2 separate regions of the Homo sapiens genome follow, and region 1 is linked to region 2. Evidence: chromatin contacts called from ENCODE Hi-C data. All regions are on one chromosome and are shown on one strand. Each heading gives the region's core, a stretch centred on a gene start or an enhancer-like site at or near the end of the contact. The rest is flanking DNA. Distances are from core to core; before and after follow the strand shown. Region 1 holds the start of SLC2A2 (solute carrier family 2 member 2). Region 2 has its middle 52 kb from the start of EIF5A2.

The links. Hi-C counts contacts between places; a loop is a spot of excess contacts on that map. Pooled maps may share reads with other maps.
Region 1: a loop to region 2 is called in a map with no recorded cell type, with 2.3 times the contacts of the local background. The contact joins the promoter of SLC2A2 here to the enhancer-like site in region 2. A Hi-C loop is called at or near these places in 4 of 168 maps with a recorded cell type or tissue (Calu3, GM12878, cardiac septum and 1 more), 8 of 37 single-sample maps with no recorded cell type and 4 of 50 pooled maps.

The regions. Positions count from the first base shown.
Region 1 is chr3:171,023,589-171,031,141 of GRCh38, reverse strand. It overlaps SLC2A2 (solute carrier family 2 member 2), which reads left to right and starts at 4,422. Exons shown (of 11, transcript NM_000340.2): 1 at 4,422-4,486. The coding sequence starts at 4,472.
Region 2 is chr3:170,956,640-170,963,984 of GRCh38, reverse strand. No RefSeq gene overlaps it. Among named protein-coding and RNA genes, the nearest start is that of EIF5A2, 52 kb to the right of the region's middle. Within about 2 kb of position 1,949, at least 2 of the 41 ENCODE cell types and tissues checked have a DNase peak (open chromatin) inside an H3K27ac peak, as active enhancers do.

The sequences.
Region 1 (7,553 bases), core at 3,173-5,672, 65 kb before region 2:
GCAAAAAGTTTAAGTTTTTAAAGTAAAACAAAATATATCTGTTTTCATTATTTTATAGTGGCCTTCTCTGAAGTCTAGAAGATAAACTTGGATTGCTACTCAGATGATTAAAGAATTCTACACCCATACTATTAAATAGCATCGTCACAGTCATCCCAGTTTAACAAGTAAGAAAACTATCTATCGGCTGGGAGCGGTGGCTCACGCCTGTAATCCTAACACTTTGGGAGGCCAAGGCAGGTGGATTGCCTGAGCTCAGAAGTTCAAGACCAGCCTGGGCAACACAGTGAAACCCCGTCTCTACTAAAATACAAAAAAATTAGCTGGGCATGGCAACATGCACCTATAATCCCAGCTACTCGGGAGGCTGAGGCAGGAGAATTGCTAGAACCTGGGAGGCAGAGTTTTTTTATGAGAACATAAAAAACTCTGTGTGTGAGCCCAGATTGCACCACTGTACTCCAGCCTGGGTGACAAAGCGAGACTCCATCTCTTAAAAAAAAAAAAAGAAAAAAAAAAAACTACCTATCAACCCGAGTTATCTCTTTCCATCCTCTCCCAAAAGCAATTATCAGCAAGTCCTATCTGCTTTACACACCAAAATATATCTTGAATGTACACTTCTCTTTCTCTGGTATCACTATTAGCCTTGGTGGTCAATAGCAAGCATGAATTGTTGCAATTGTACCTCTCCTCTTCCACAAATGCTCCCATCCAATCCACCCCTCACTCAATGGCATGAGTAATCTTAAGACATATATTGGATCATATCACTCCCATTCTTAGTTCTCTCTGGTGACTTCCCATTGCCCTTCACCTGAATCCCAAATTATTCCTATAGCCTACAAAGCCTTGAGGTCTCAACCAAAAAGGCACCCCTACACAGAACACTTTTCTGAGCACCTTTTCTAAAATGGGTGCCCCCTGTTCTCTTCCCCAGCACTTTTAGTTTCTTTCATACAATGTAAGCCCCACAAGATCAGAGACTCTACTCTGTTTTGTTCACTGTTATAACCGGTGCTTAGCAAAATGTTCAGCAAATACTACATTTACTGAATGTTAAATCAATAAATGTCCAAATCCCAGCCTGAGATACCCCTTCCTCCAACACAAGAAAGCATGTGACAACCCTTTTGGACTTAATTTATTAAATAAATACTTGTTGAGTGCCTGCTATGTACCAGGCAGCATTTTAGGCACTGGGGATAACAACAAGGTCTCCACATTCGTGGAATTTAGCTTTGGCAGGAAAGTGGCAAACAACAATAGACAAGCAAATAATAAAATTTCAAGCATAAGCATTAAGAAGAAAATAAAGCAGAGTAACTGGCCCAGGGATGAGTTGGAGAAAGTAGGTGGTATCTATCTTAAGAAGCCTGGTTAGGGAATCCTCACTAAGCCGTCATCTGAATGAAGAGAAGGAGCCAGCTACATACAAATCTAGGGAGAAGGGCTATAGGCAGAAGCTCATTGAGGACAAAGGTGCTGAACATGGAACATATTAGACAAGTCTGAGGCCAGTGTGGCTGGGCCCACGGAAGGGGAGAAGGTCTCAGAGCCACCCAGGGCCTATGTCAAGTCAACCTCTTGGGCTGTGGTGAGAAACGTGGGTTTCTTGCTAAGGGTGATTGGGAAGCCTTTGGAGACTTTTAAGCAGGAGTGTATTATGATCTAACTTTAAAAATATATCTTAACTACTGTGTCAAGAAGGTACTGCAGGGTAAGATGGGAGCAGGGAAGTCAGGTAGGAGGCTGTGAAGACATGTGGAAGAGATGCAGACCACAGAGATATCTAGGGAGAGGGTGTGGAGAGGCGAGAAGAGGATGTAAAGAGTTTGCCCTCTTTTTTGGCAAGCTACAATGGGGAAAAATTTGGCTCAAAAATCTTAAAATACACTGACTGTCCTTCAGGGACTGGGACCTTCCGATATTCTCTTGTACTCCTGGCTTGGCCAAGTTTGACCTCATTTAATTTGTTCCCAGGAGATGCCTTTGCACTTAACCACATCTGACCCAACTGGAGAGGAATGCAGCATGCTGAAATAGCTGGTTTATCTCTCCACTCTCCCCTCCTCATTTATGGAAGAAGAAAAAAAAACTAATTTTACTGAAGGAAAGGATGACAATGAAAAAAGGGGAGAGGGAGGGCGGACTCTTTTCAGTCCTGTCACCACCTAGAACTTCTGGCATCCACCAAGATTACATTAATCAGCGAAGTAATCCGAATGTGACCTAGAGGGCTTAAAAGTATGAAGCCTAAAGAACAACCACACAGAACTGGTTTCGCCCTGCCCAGTGGAAATCTCCGGGTGATTGCAGGCACTGGTGCACGTTATTGAATAGCGCCCACTCCAATGGCAAAGTGCGAAAAGACTGACTTCACCACAGCCAGGAGTGCAACGACCTGCAGCTCCTCGGTGGGCGCCAAGACACGCTCTCCTGAAAGGCTGGAATCGCTTATCAGTTCTCCGCGGGCAAAAGCAATCAGAGCATCAATGTAAATGAATCGCACCCCCTCCCCGCACGGAGATAAAGTTTTAGCATATCCCAGATGGTGCAGAGATTACTCATTCATTTCTGAGAAAGAGCAGAACCACAGAGGCCTTGGCTGAACCTGAGGAAACTGATCAGGGTGCCCCGAAGGCCCGCTAGTGAATGGCGGGTCGCGCTCCCAATGGGAGAAGAGAATGGTTTCCTGCCGCCGTGCTCCGCGCCGGCAGGCCGGGGCTGAGCACAAGAAGTTAAAGGCTCACTGGCCGCCCGCGCACTCAAGGCAAATTCCGTTTCTGAAAAGGCAGGTTCAAAAGACAAAGGTTGGTAAACCACACCGGTATCATTTACGACGCGGCACAGAGACGCTTTCCTGCAGAATGTCATGTCACTGGCAAATGCCATGGAACCGCTCCTGACTGTGGACCGCTCTGGCAATGGGGCGTGCTCATCACCAGCCAAAACTGATGCGGAAAGTCAGCGTGGCTAACTGGGCGCTTTAAAGTCTGACTTCAAAGCTGCTCCCCAAAGCTTGGCACTATGACACAGAGCACCTCATGTTATGACTAAACGAGTTAATCCATGTCAAGTGCTGAGAGCAGCACCTGGCACCCGGCAAGACCTCAGTAAAGATTAACCATCATTACTATTAATATTTGCTCACGCTTTTCCACTATGAAATTATTGTATTGTGTCTGCATTACATATGTCTCATCTTATATGTTATAAACACCTAGAAAGAGGAGGCTGTGACTTATTTATCTCAGTCATCTCGGAGCATGGAACTGTGCTGGACTCAGTAAAAGTTTGTAGTTTGATTGAATTACCTTCTCAAACCAAACATTTCAGGTGTGTCACCTTGCAGAGGTGACAGAAATGAAAACAGGGTGGCAAAATAAAAAGGTGAAATCTGAATCTCCTCTAATCCTTCATTTTCTCACCCTGTTTCTTCATAACACCCCTCATTGTGTTGCTGCTTGTTACATTTTTGTTCCGCTGGGAACTGGTTCCATTTGAGCCTCAGTGCAATCTGTGGCCCCAGTTGCCACACACACTTAAAGCTCAATAAATTTGATATCTCCTGAACCCCCACAGGGTTTGGATATCATAAGGGATACTTAGGCCCAAGATCAAGCCATATGAGCAGGTTTATTTGAGAACTCTACGTTAAAGCCTCCAGCAAGTGCTTCTTGACATATATGAAGCAATAATAATAACAACCGCTATTTGCTAAGTACTTATTATATGTTGAGATATGCCAAACACTTTCACATATTATCTCATTTAATCCACTCAACAAAACAAAATGTGTGTTATTTCTATTTTATCAGGCAAAAATAAAAAACTAATCAGAGAAAAGTCACAGTGAGCCACTTGCTTAAGGTTATACTCCCCAGTAAAATGTTGAGATTCAAACCCAAGTCCCTAACAATCCAAAGCTCATCCAGGTAACCATTCAAGTCAACAATGGTCTCCGGCCACACAGCTCAGCTCTAAACAGAAACACCACAGCACTAATTATCTGTGGAGCAGAGTGCAGTGTGCCTCCCATGCTCCACAGCACAGCACGGCAGCTCAGCATATCTCATCTTCTACAAAAGACTCCAAAGATTTCTCTTTTCACCAGCTCCCAATTACTGCCACATAACACATGCCTTGAAATGTGATTGCCTCTGGTTTGTAACTTATGCCTAAGGGACCTGCTCCCATTTTCTTTCCTAGTGGAACAAAGGTATTGAAGCCACAGGTTGCTGAGGCAAAGCACTTATTGATTAGATTCCCATCAATATTCAGCTGCCGCTGAGAAGATTAGACTTGGACTCTCAGGTCTGGGTAGCCCAACTCCTCCCTCTCCTTGCTCCTCCTCCTGCAATGCATAACTAGGCCTAGGCAGAGCTGCGAATAAACAGGCAGGAGCTAGTCAGGTGCATGTGCCACACTCACACAAGACCTGGAATTGACAGGACTCCCAACTAGTACAATGACAGAAGATAAGGTAAAGCAGCATTATATTCATTTCAAGTCTGGTTTTCAGGAGATAGTTAGGGGAATACAGTCAAGTCATACAGAGGATTTGGGGGAGGTTGGGTGTAGCTACCACAGATCAAAATTAATTCTCTTTACTTTGCCAATTGAAGAACTGTTTCTTATTCAGTAATTGGGGTTTTAAGGATTTTTGCTCTGTTAACTGACTAGTCTGCATAAGTTTTTTCAAGTAATTGTGCATAACCATATTACTAAAGAAATATGTCCCCTCCTAACCAAAAAAAAAAAAAAAAAAAAGGGGGCAGATTGACCTAAATTTAATCATGAAAACTCATCGGGAATCTTCAAAAACGTCAATGCAGGAGAGACAAAAGAGGTAGAAGGGTTGTTCTCTAGATTAAAAGGGATTAAGACAAACTGACAACCAAATGCAACAAATGATTTAGATTGTGGAAGGAAGAAAAAAATAGCAATAAGGGAACTATGGAGACGTTGGGAAATTTTAAATATGGGCTGCATCTTAAATAATATTACTGTATCAATTTCACACTCTTGGATATAATAATGGTATCTAATTATGTAGGAGGATGTCTTTGTTCTTTGTACATGCTAAAGTATTTAGGGGTGAAATGACACAAATATCTACAGCTTATTTGTAAATGGTTCAGCCAAAACAACACACACACACAAACACTACAGAGCGAGAGATCAACAAATTGGTGAATGTTAACCAGTGGTGAATAAAGGCGAAGGTTATGGAATGATCACTTCACTACTGTTTCAACTTCTCTCTAGATATGATACTTTAAAAAAAAACTTAAAAATATAAAGGATATAGTGTCCTTGCTCCCTTATACGTGGTTTCTAAACTCACCCACCCCTGTACACACAATCATATAAGTTGATCAATCTGTGCCCTGTAGGGTCTCACCTTTAAGTTCTCATCTGGTGCAACTTACTCTGCTGAACATTCCTTCATGTCATTAGATGGCATGGTTAGCTGCACTGGCTTTGGAGTCAGCCAGACTTGGATCTGGGTTCTAGCAATGCCACTAAACTGCTGTGAGGCCTGGGTTAAGTTATTTAACTGAGCTTTGGGTTTTCTCTATTGTGAGAAAACAAAAACATATTAGGATACAATATACCCTTTATAGGCAAAGAAACTTGGGCTCAGTGATATAATATGGGATATTCAGGGATTATACTAGTACTTTAGAGTTAGGGAGTAATTAAATGAGATTATATTAGAGAGGCTTAGACAACAATTTTAATGTTAATAGTTATATAATTATTAATAGTGTTAAATACATATTTAAATAGTATTTATAAATTATAAAAGATAAATTATATTATAATGTATAAACACTTTAAATACATATTATATAAGCACCATTTATATGTTTGATATTTAAAGTTAAATATAAAATGCTATTTATATAGCATTTATATAGTATGTATTTAAAGAATAATTAGCACATCATGATTTCATGAGTATTATAGCCCAGGATAAAGCTAAAGTAGTTAGAACTTTAAGGTCAATATAAAGACAAACATTAAGTTAACAACTACATAGATGGTATGTAGATTTGGCAAAATTCATGAAGGTAGTAATCAAATAACTAAAGTTTGAAAGCTACTGCAAAAAGGAAGGTAATGTGCTTAACATAGTGTCTGGCACATCGCAGATGTTCAAGATTCATTCAAAACTATCATTAATTTTCTTAGGGGCTTTTGAAATTACGTTGTAGATCTTTTCTTGATAACCAAGGAACTGCCTAACAATGGAACCCAGAAAGAATGAGAACTGAGGTAGTGCAATGTTTTTCAGCTTTGTGAATCTATCCAGACTTTGAAAGAAGTAGGATAAGCAAGGAACTGGGGTCAAGAGACCTGAGTTGTCACACTGAATATGCCCAAAATGCTCACAGAAATCAGACAAATGACATAAACAACTTGGCCTGTGAGACCTCAGTTTCTACAACTGAAGAATGGAGGAATTAGACAAGAATCCATTGTTCTCTAAGGTCTCTTTCAACTTAAAAATTCTGTGACTTGATAAGCCCCTGGCTTTTTCCAAAGTTGCATGCAAGATCACCTTTGGTTTAGGTTTTGGAGACATGTAGTTTAAAGAAAAGGGTATAAGCTTCTCCTCCCTACCTAGTCAATCAGTAATTGCTGGAAAAATCTGCTCTTCAGGTTAGCAGTGGCGTTTAAGACCATCAGCTCTCGGTTCCCACACTAGAGTATCTGTCACCAGCTGTGTAGTGTTAGGTATGCTCCTTAATCCTCTCTGATCCCTGGCTTCCTCACCTCTAAAATAGGAATAATTTCATGTACTTTGTGGTATTGCAAAGAGTATCGGTAAAGTATGAAAAGTTGACACATGGCTGTTTGACAAAAGAAATGAATGAGATGATAAAGACATGATTAAAGATGCATTTGTTCTGTAGCCCTTTTACTGTTTATAGGAAGACCACATTATTTATCTTAGTTTTTACAGTAATCCTATGCATTAACTAGTTTTATACCCATTTTATAGGCAAAGAAACTTAGGCTCAGTGACGTTAGGAGCCTAGCTGGGACTCTTTTGGAGCTTTTCTGACTCCCACATCTATTTGTTTTTTTCTAATAGACCCTATATGACTTATGAGCCACAATATAAACACTACATTGTTTTATGTTGAAGTTCAGCCATTTGCTTATTCTACCCTTCCACATTTATCCAGCAGCATATTTTAAATTGGATATGAAATCTAGTTTCTCTAACTTAAAGTTATTAAGCTCCTAATGAAGGTAGCATTTTTTAAAGTGCAAGCTGAACACCTTATAGCCTATGAGGAAGTTAGGAGAAAAGGCTTGAAGATCTTCTGCACTTACTAGGTTATGTGGACTTTGGACAAGCTGTTTACTCTTTCCATGTGAGCTCCCCCATATGTGAAATGATAATAATAATTCCTACCTACTGGGTTGTTGAGAAAACAGGCAAACCATCTAGAACCTCAGAACTTGGACAGGTTAAGATCCTCTCTAATTTCTTGCTATTTTCAGTAGCACTTATGTACTTCTTCTTGTGTCAA
Region 2 (7,345 bases), core at 700-3,199:
ACCAGGGGAAAACACTCCTTGGTGAGATGTGTACACTGAGTATTTAGGGAGATTTTATGTAAATTGGTAAAATTTTAGTTTCTTTAACTACAAAATGTCTCTCACCTGCTTTCCTTCTCACTGGGCAACTTCCTCTTTATTAAAATTGACATCATCACTTATTATCCCATACAAATGTGCTTGTTCAGCTCCCACAATAAAATGTCTGGCCCAAAATGCCAATAGAGCTAAAGCTGAGAAACCCTAGCTTATGTATATATATGACCTCATTTATATTTTCTGAGGGCTACTTTGCTCACTTGTAACATGGGAATAAAAATACCTTCAAGGTATTTTCTGACCCTTGAAAACATAAATGATTTACTCAAGAGTACCTATCTAATAAACAATAATACTAAATATTGGACCCAGATTTCTAAATGCAGTTACCTTTCTATTTCATTACAATCTTGGTATCTACTAGATTCTTACAGCTCTCCTACTTGTATTCCCGCCTCCCTCCTTTCCTGAGCATGGTAACCCCACTCTTCAACCCTCATTTTTTTCTACCTGGCTTTCTTACCTTTTCTGACCTCCGATACTGTCTTCTCTTGGGTTATCATTTGGCCTTCTTATCCTCTGGTTCTATGTTAGGCCCAAGTAACAATGTTAGAGCCTGAAATTCCTTCCTTCATTAATGAATGTACACAATGGAATAACATTAGGAATATAATTTCTCTCCTAAATATTTTTATTGTTTGCTTAATATAGGTGCTCAGAGTTAAAACTTAGGGGGAAAAAAGATAGCAAGAGAGAAAATTTAAATCGGTCAATCTCCAAATCTAGAAATATATCTCTGCCATCAATTTTAGTATTTTCTCTATGCAAATCTTTTCTTCTATTAAAAAGCATTATGTCAACAATATGGTGTATTTTTTTTCCTATAATAACACTGGGGGCCTCTTTCTATGCCACTAAATATTGTTCTCGAGCACCATTTTTAATAGCTCCATAGTAATTCATTGTATGGATATATTAGAATGTCTTTAACCAACTTTGTATTGTTGGTTAGGCTGCTTCTAATTTTTAGCTTTTACAAACATATTTTGTAACATATACGAAATATTCTTAAAGCAAATCTTTGATCATTCTTTTCATGTTTTTACCTAGAAGAATATATAGATCAAATGACATTCAAGAATTTAAGGGTTTTGACAGACTCAAATTGAAAGGAAATTTTACTTCAAATTGATAACTTTTTTTTTTGGTAGGTGGGGCTGCTAAGCCATGAACATCCTTTATCCAGGTTGGTTTCTCACTATGGTGGCCTCTCATTGCTTATCTGTGAAATGAACAACCAGAGTAAGGCTGGCAGTTGGTGGTAATTAGTCAGTACTTTTACCACTACTATAAACTACTTCTGAATAATCTTGAAATTCAATTCCACTGACCTTTAGTAAATTCCACATCATATTAAACACAATCCAAAGACTATAAACATAAACTGCCTACCTTGGAGGTGTTTATAATTTAGTGTACACACATTATTATGTAATACAAAATGTTATCAGTTTGGTAAGAAAATTTAAAAGTGCTGTAGAAAGAGGAATATTTCTGAGTAAGGTGTTTGGGGAAATTGTCATGAGGGAAATGATATTTAATTCAGGCTTCAATGATGGGCAAGGTCAGATTTTGAACTGGCAATAGGCAGAAGGGCATTGGGAGTATGGAGACACACAAAGCAGAATAGTCAGTGGCAAGAAAGTGTATGACATTTATTTGAAAAAAAAAGGACAGCAGTCAATGTTTCTCCTGAGTAGGGTTAATGCAAGGCAACAATAATAGATACACTGGGAAAAGAAGATTGGTATCAAACTGTAAATTCTTTGCTGAGGAGTGGAAACTATTTGGAGGGGAATAGGGAGCTGATGAAGGGGACAGAAATGCTGCACGAAGGTTACTCTGTGAGCAGTGTGGATCACAGTGGCATCTGGTGTTGGGAATTATCACAGTAGCTCTTTTGTGAGAAGAAAATAAGGGCCTGGAAATGAGAAAGGTCGAAGAGAAGGAAACTGACAGCCAGAAAACGTATAGCTGAACCTCTTCAAATTGTGTAAAATATAATAATGCAAGCAAGAGTAAAATTGGCAAATTTAAAAAGCTTGATTTATAGTCTATGTTCCTCCCACCCAAATTTTTCCTAAATTAATATGCAACTGTCAGCACAGATTGTTTGCTGTTAATTTAACTACATTTGAAAAGCTTTAGCACCACCTGGTGATGAAAACTCAGATCGACTCCAACAACCCTAAATTCCATCTTTTTTTCTGCCAAGTTTTTATTTTGAAAACATTTCAAACATACATAAAATTTTAAAGAATACTGTAATAACACCCTTACACCTTCATCATATTTACCAATTGTTATGTTTTGCCACATTTGCTTTAGTTCTTCCTCTATGTGTTGAACCATCTGAAAGTAAACTACAGACACTAAAACAATTCAAAAACTGTCAGCATAAACTTCCTGAAAGGATACCCTCTGCATAATGACAATACCATCTCCTTACCTGAAAAATTAATAATTTTACACCATCATCTAATATGCAATCTATATTCAAATCTTCCAAGTTTTCATCAAAAAAAATGTTTTTAAGTTTGCATTTTTAAGGCCAGAATGTAATCAAGACTTACGCTTTGCATTTGGTTGACATGTTTCAGGGGTCTCTTTTAATCTAGAGCAATTCTCACTTTTTATTTTGGCCTTCCATGGAGGCCTTTGCTGACTATCTTATCCAAGATCCACCCTACCCCCATTGGGGTAGGGTGCTTTTCTGTCTTTGCTTTTCTGCCCCCATTTTACTTAACATTTATTGACACTTAGCATTTAGCGGCTTTCCCTCTTCCTTTTTTTTTTTTCTTGCCTGTCTCTTCCCACTGAAGTATCAGCTCCATGAGAAGAAGGATTTTGTTTGTTTTGTTCACTGCCCACTGCTCCATCCTCAGTATCCAGAACAGTGCCTGGTATACAAAAAGTGCTCAATAAATACTATCTGTTGAAGGAAAGCATTGACCTCTGGGAGTTTGATTATTAAATGTCTTGAGGTAATATTATTTGGGTTAAATCTGCTTGTTATTCTATAACCTTCTTGTACTTGAATATTGATATCTTTCTCTAGGTCTGGAAAGTTCTGTTATTATCTCTTCAAATAAACTTTGTATCCTGGACTCTCACTCTAATTCTTTTTTAAGGCCAATTACTCTTAGATCTGCCCTTTAGGGGCTATTTTCTAGATCTTGTGGGCATTTTTCCTTTTTTTTTTTTTTGAGATGGCATCTTACTCTGTCGCCTAGGCTGGAGTGCAATGCGGCGATTTCGGCCTACTACAACCTCCACCCCCCCGGTTTCAAGCAATTCTCCTGCCTCAGCCTCCAAAGTAGCTGGGATTATAGGTGCCTGCCACTGCACCTGGCTAATTTTTGTATTTTTAGTAGGGACGGGGTTTCACCATCTTGGCCAGGCTGGTCTTGAACTCCTGACCTCGTGATCCACCCACCTCAGCCTCCCAAAGTCCTGGGATTACAGGAATGAGCCACCGCGCCCGGCCAAGCAGGCATGTTTCATTCCATTTTATTCTTTTTTGTCTCCTCTGCCTGTATATTTTTAAGCAGCCTGTCTTCATGGTCACTAATTATTTCTTCCACTTAATCCACTTTGCTGTTGAGAGAATCTGAAGCTTTCTTCCATTTATCAATTGTATTTTTTAGCTTTGGGATTTTTACATGATTTTTAACAATTATTTCAATCTTTTTGTTACATTTATCTGACGGGATTCTAAATTTCTTCTCTGTGTTATCTTGAATTTCATTGTCTTTTAAAACACCTATTTTGAAATCTCTGAGAGATTACATGTCTCTGTCTCTCTGGGATTTGCCCTTAGTCTCTTATTTAGTCCATTTGGTGTGGTCATGCTTCCTGGATGTTTCTGATGCTTGTGGATGTTTGCTGGTGTCTGGGTATTGAAGAGTTAGGTATTTATTCCAATCTTTGCATTCTGGGCCTGTTTACACCTGTCCTTGAGAAAGCTTTCCAAGTATCCAAAGGGAATTGAGGGTGTACAGCAAATCACCATGGCCACATGTCTACCTATGTAACATACCTGCATATTCTGCATCTGTATCCTGGAACTTAAAGTAAAAATTTAAAAAAAAATTACGTAAATGTGTTTAAGAAAACTACCTAAAGCCAGGGAAAGAACCATCTGAAAGAATAAAGGACATAATGTGTAGAACTCACACAGGCCTGGGAACAGTGACTGTTCCCACCAGCCAGCTGTAAGAATCTCATAAATCAGGGGCATTGAGTAGAGTACTCAGGAAGGCATTATCTCAGCACTGGGAAATATTTAGCTCTAGACTGAGTGCTGCTCTGGACCCACCTGAAAAATCATAAGAGCAAGACCTAAAAAAATCAAATTGTTTCCAAGTAACTTGATTGTATCTGAGAACAATGCTCAAGAAAATTTATAGGAATACAAAAATATCCAGCACTCAACAAGTTAAAGTTAACAATGTCTGACATCTCACCAAAGATCACCAGCCATGGAAAGGAGAAGGAAAACACAACACATAAAGAGAAGACTAATCAATGAATAGAAATCAACTCAGGACTGACGAAGATGTTATAATTAGCAGAGAAAGACATTAAAACAGCTTTTACATATGTTCACAAGGTTGAGACCTAGAAATATAAAAGAGATTCAAATCAAACACAATAACTAAGATAAAATATACAGTGGATGGGATTAATGACAGATTGGACATTGAAGAAGTTTAGTGAATTTGAAGGAATAGCAATAGAAACTATCCAAAATAAAATACATGGAGAAAAAAGAACATATTTTAAAAAGAAAAAAAATTAGTGAGTAGTACAACTTCAAGCAGCCTCATGTACGGGCAATTGGAGTTCACAAATCAGGGAGGCTATAGAAAAAATGACTGAGGAAATAAAGGCAAAAAACTTTTCAAATGTAATAAAACCATAAACCCACAAATTCAGAAAATTCAATGAACCCTAGGCATAAGGAACATGAAGAAAACTATACCAGGGTATATTATAATCAAATTGCACAATTGTGGTAATAAAGAGAGAATCCTAAAAGCAGCAAAGGGAAAAAACATGATTAACACAGAGAAACAAAGATAAGAAAGACATCAGATTTTTAGTTAGAAACAAGGTAAGTCGGTAAAGCAACATCATAAAGGACTGAAATATAAAAACTCTCAACCAGAATTCTATACCTGGTGCATCAGTTTCCTAGGGCTGCCATAGCAGAGTAACACAAACTGGGTGGTTTAAAACAACAGAAATGTATTTTCTCACAGTTCTGCAGGCCAGATTCCAAAATCAAGTCTGAAATAGAGGTGATGAGGGAGCCATGCTCCTTCTGAAGCTCTAAGGAAGAATCTTTTCTTATCTTCCCAGATTTGTAGTGGATGCAGACAGATTACACATAACTCTAATCTCTGCTATTATCTTCACAAAGCCATCTTCTGTCTCCCTACTTTGTGTGTGTGTGAGTGTGTGACAGAGAGTAAGTGTTTGTGTCTCCGAATCTCTCTCTCCTTATAAGGACACCAGTTATTGGATTTAAAGCACGTGTAATCAATATGACTTCATCTTAATTTGATTAAATCTGTAAAGACCCTATTTCCAAATAAGGCTACAGTCACAGGTGCTAGGGCTTAGGACATTCACACATCTTTTGTAGGGACACAACTCAATACACACCACCTGACAAAAATATCTTTCGAAAATGAAGATAAAGATTTTTTTCAAAGGTACAAAACTAAAAGAATCTGTCACAGCAGACCTGCACTATAAGAAATGTTCTGTATTAAATAATGTCCTTTAGTTGGAGAGACCATCATACCAGATAGAAATCTAGATGTATATAAGGAAAGGAAGCATACAGAAATAGTAACTACATGGGTAAATAAGGCCAATTCTTTTTTTAACTATTATTTAAATCTCTTTAAAGGTATGAAAATCATAACAATTATTGTATTGTTTATAACATATATTCAAGTAGAATCTTTGAAAAAATAGCAGAAGGTCAGGAAGGGAAGTATCCTAGTATAAGATTCACGTATTTATATATTATATATACATATAACACACTTTTACCTTGAAAAGTAAAAGATTTACAGTATAAATCCTTAAACAATCCCTAAATTAATAAACAAGGAGTTATGGCTAATAAGCAAACAAAGGAGATTATTGGGATAATTTTTTAAATACTTGATGAATCCAAAAAAGTCCGGAACAAAAGATAACTATCCAACTCACATGATAATGGCATTAATCCATTCATAAGAGCAGAACCATCATGACCTCATCACCTCTTAAAAGCTCCACCTCTTTATACTGTTACAGTGGCAATTAGGTTTGCAACACATAAATTTTAGGGAACATTCAAACCATCACTTTAGGGAAATGGTAATCAAAACTACAATGATATGTCACTTCACACCCATCAGGATGGCTATTATTTAAAAAAGAAAAAAACAGAAAAATAACAAATATTGGCAAAGACGTGGAAAAACTCGAACTCTTCTGCATTGCTGGTAGAAATGTAAAATGGTGCAGTGACTGTGGAAAACACTATGTCAATTCCTCAAAAAATTAAATATAGAATTATGATATGATCTAGCAATTTCACTTGTGTGCATATACCCAAAAGAAATGAAAGCAGGGCCTTGAACAGATATTTGTATATCCATGTTCATACCAGCATTATTAACAACAGCCAAAAGGTGGAAGCAATTAAAGTGTCCATTAATGTGTGGACAGATAAACAGAATGTGGTACATACAAAGAAATATTGTTCAGCCTTAAAAAGAAAGGAAATTTTGACACATGCTATGAGGTTACTATGCTAAGTAAAATAAGTCAGATGCAAAAGTAAAAATATATGATTCCATTTACATGAGGTTCTAGAATAACTTAAATTTTGTCAAATTCATAGAGACAGAAAAGCAGAATAGAATGACAGTTACCAGGGGCTTTAGGGAGTGGAGAATGGGAAATTAATGTTTAATCAGTACAGAATTTCTATTGGGAAAGAAAAAAAGTTCTAGAGATGGATGGTGATGATGATTGCACAACAATGTGAATGTACTTAATGATACAGAACTGTATAACTTAAAATGGTACTTTTTATGTTATGTATTTTTACCACAATAAAAAAGCAAGGTTCACCTATATGCTGCCTACAGGAAATACACTTTAAACAAAAAGACACAAGGTAAAAAGTAAAACAATGTAAATACCTACACACACTATATTAGTCTATTCTCACACTGCT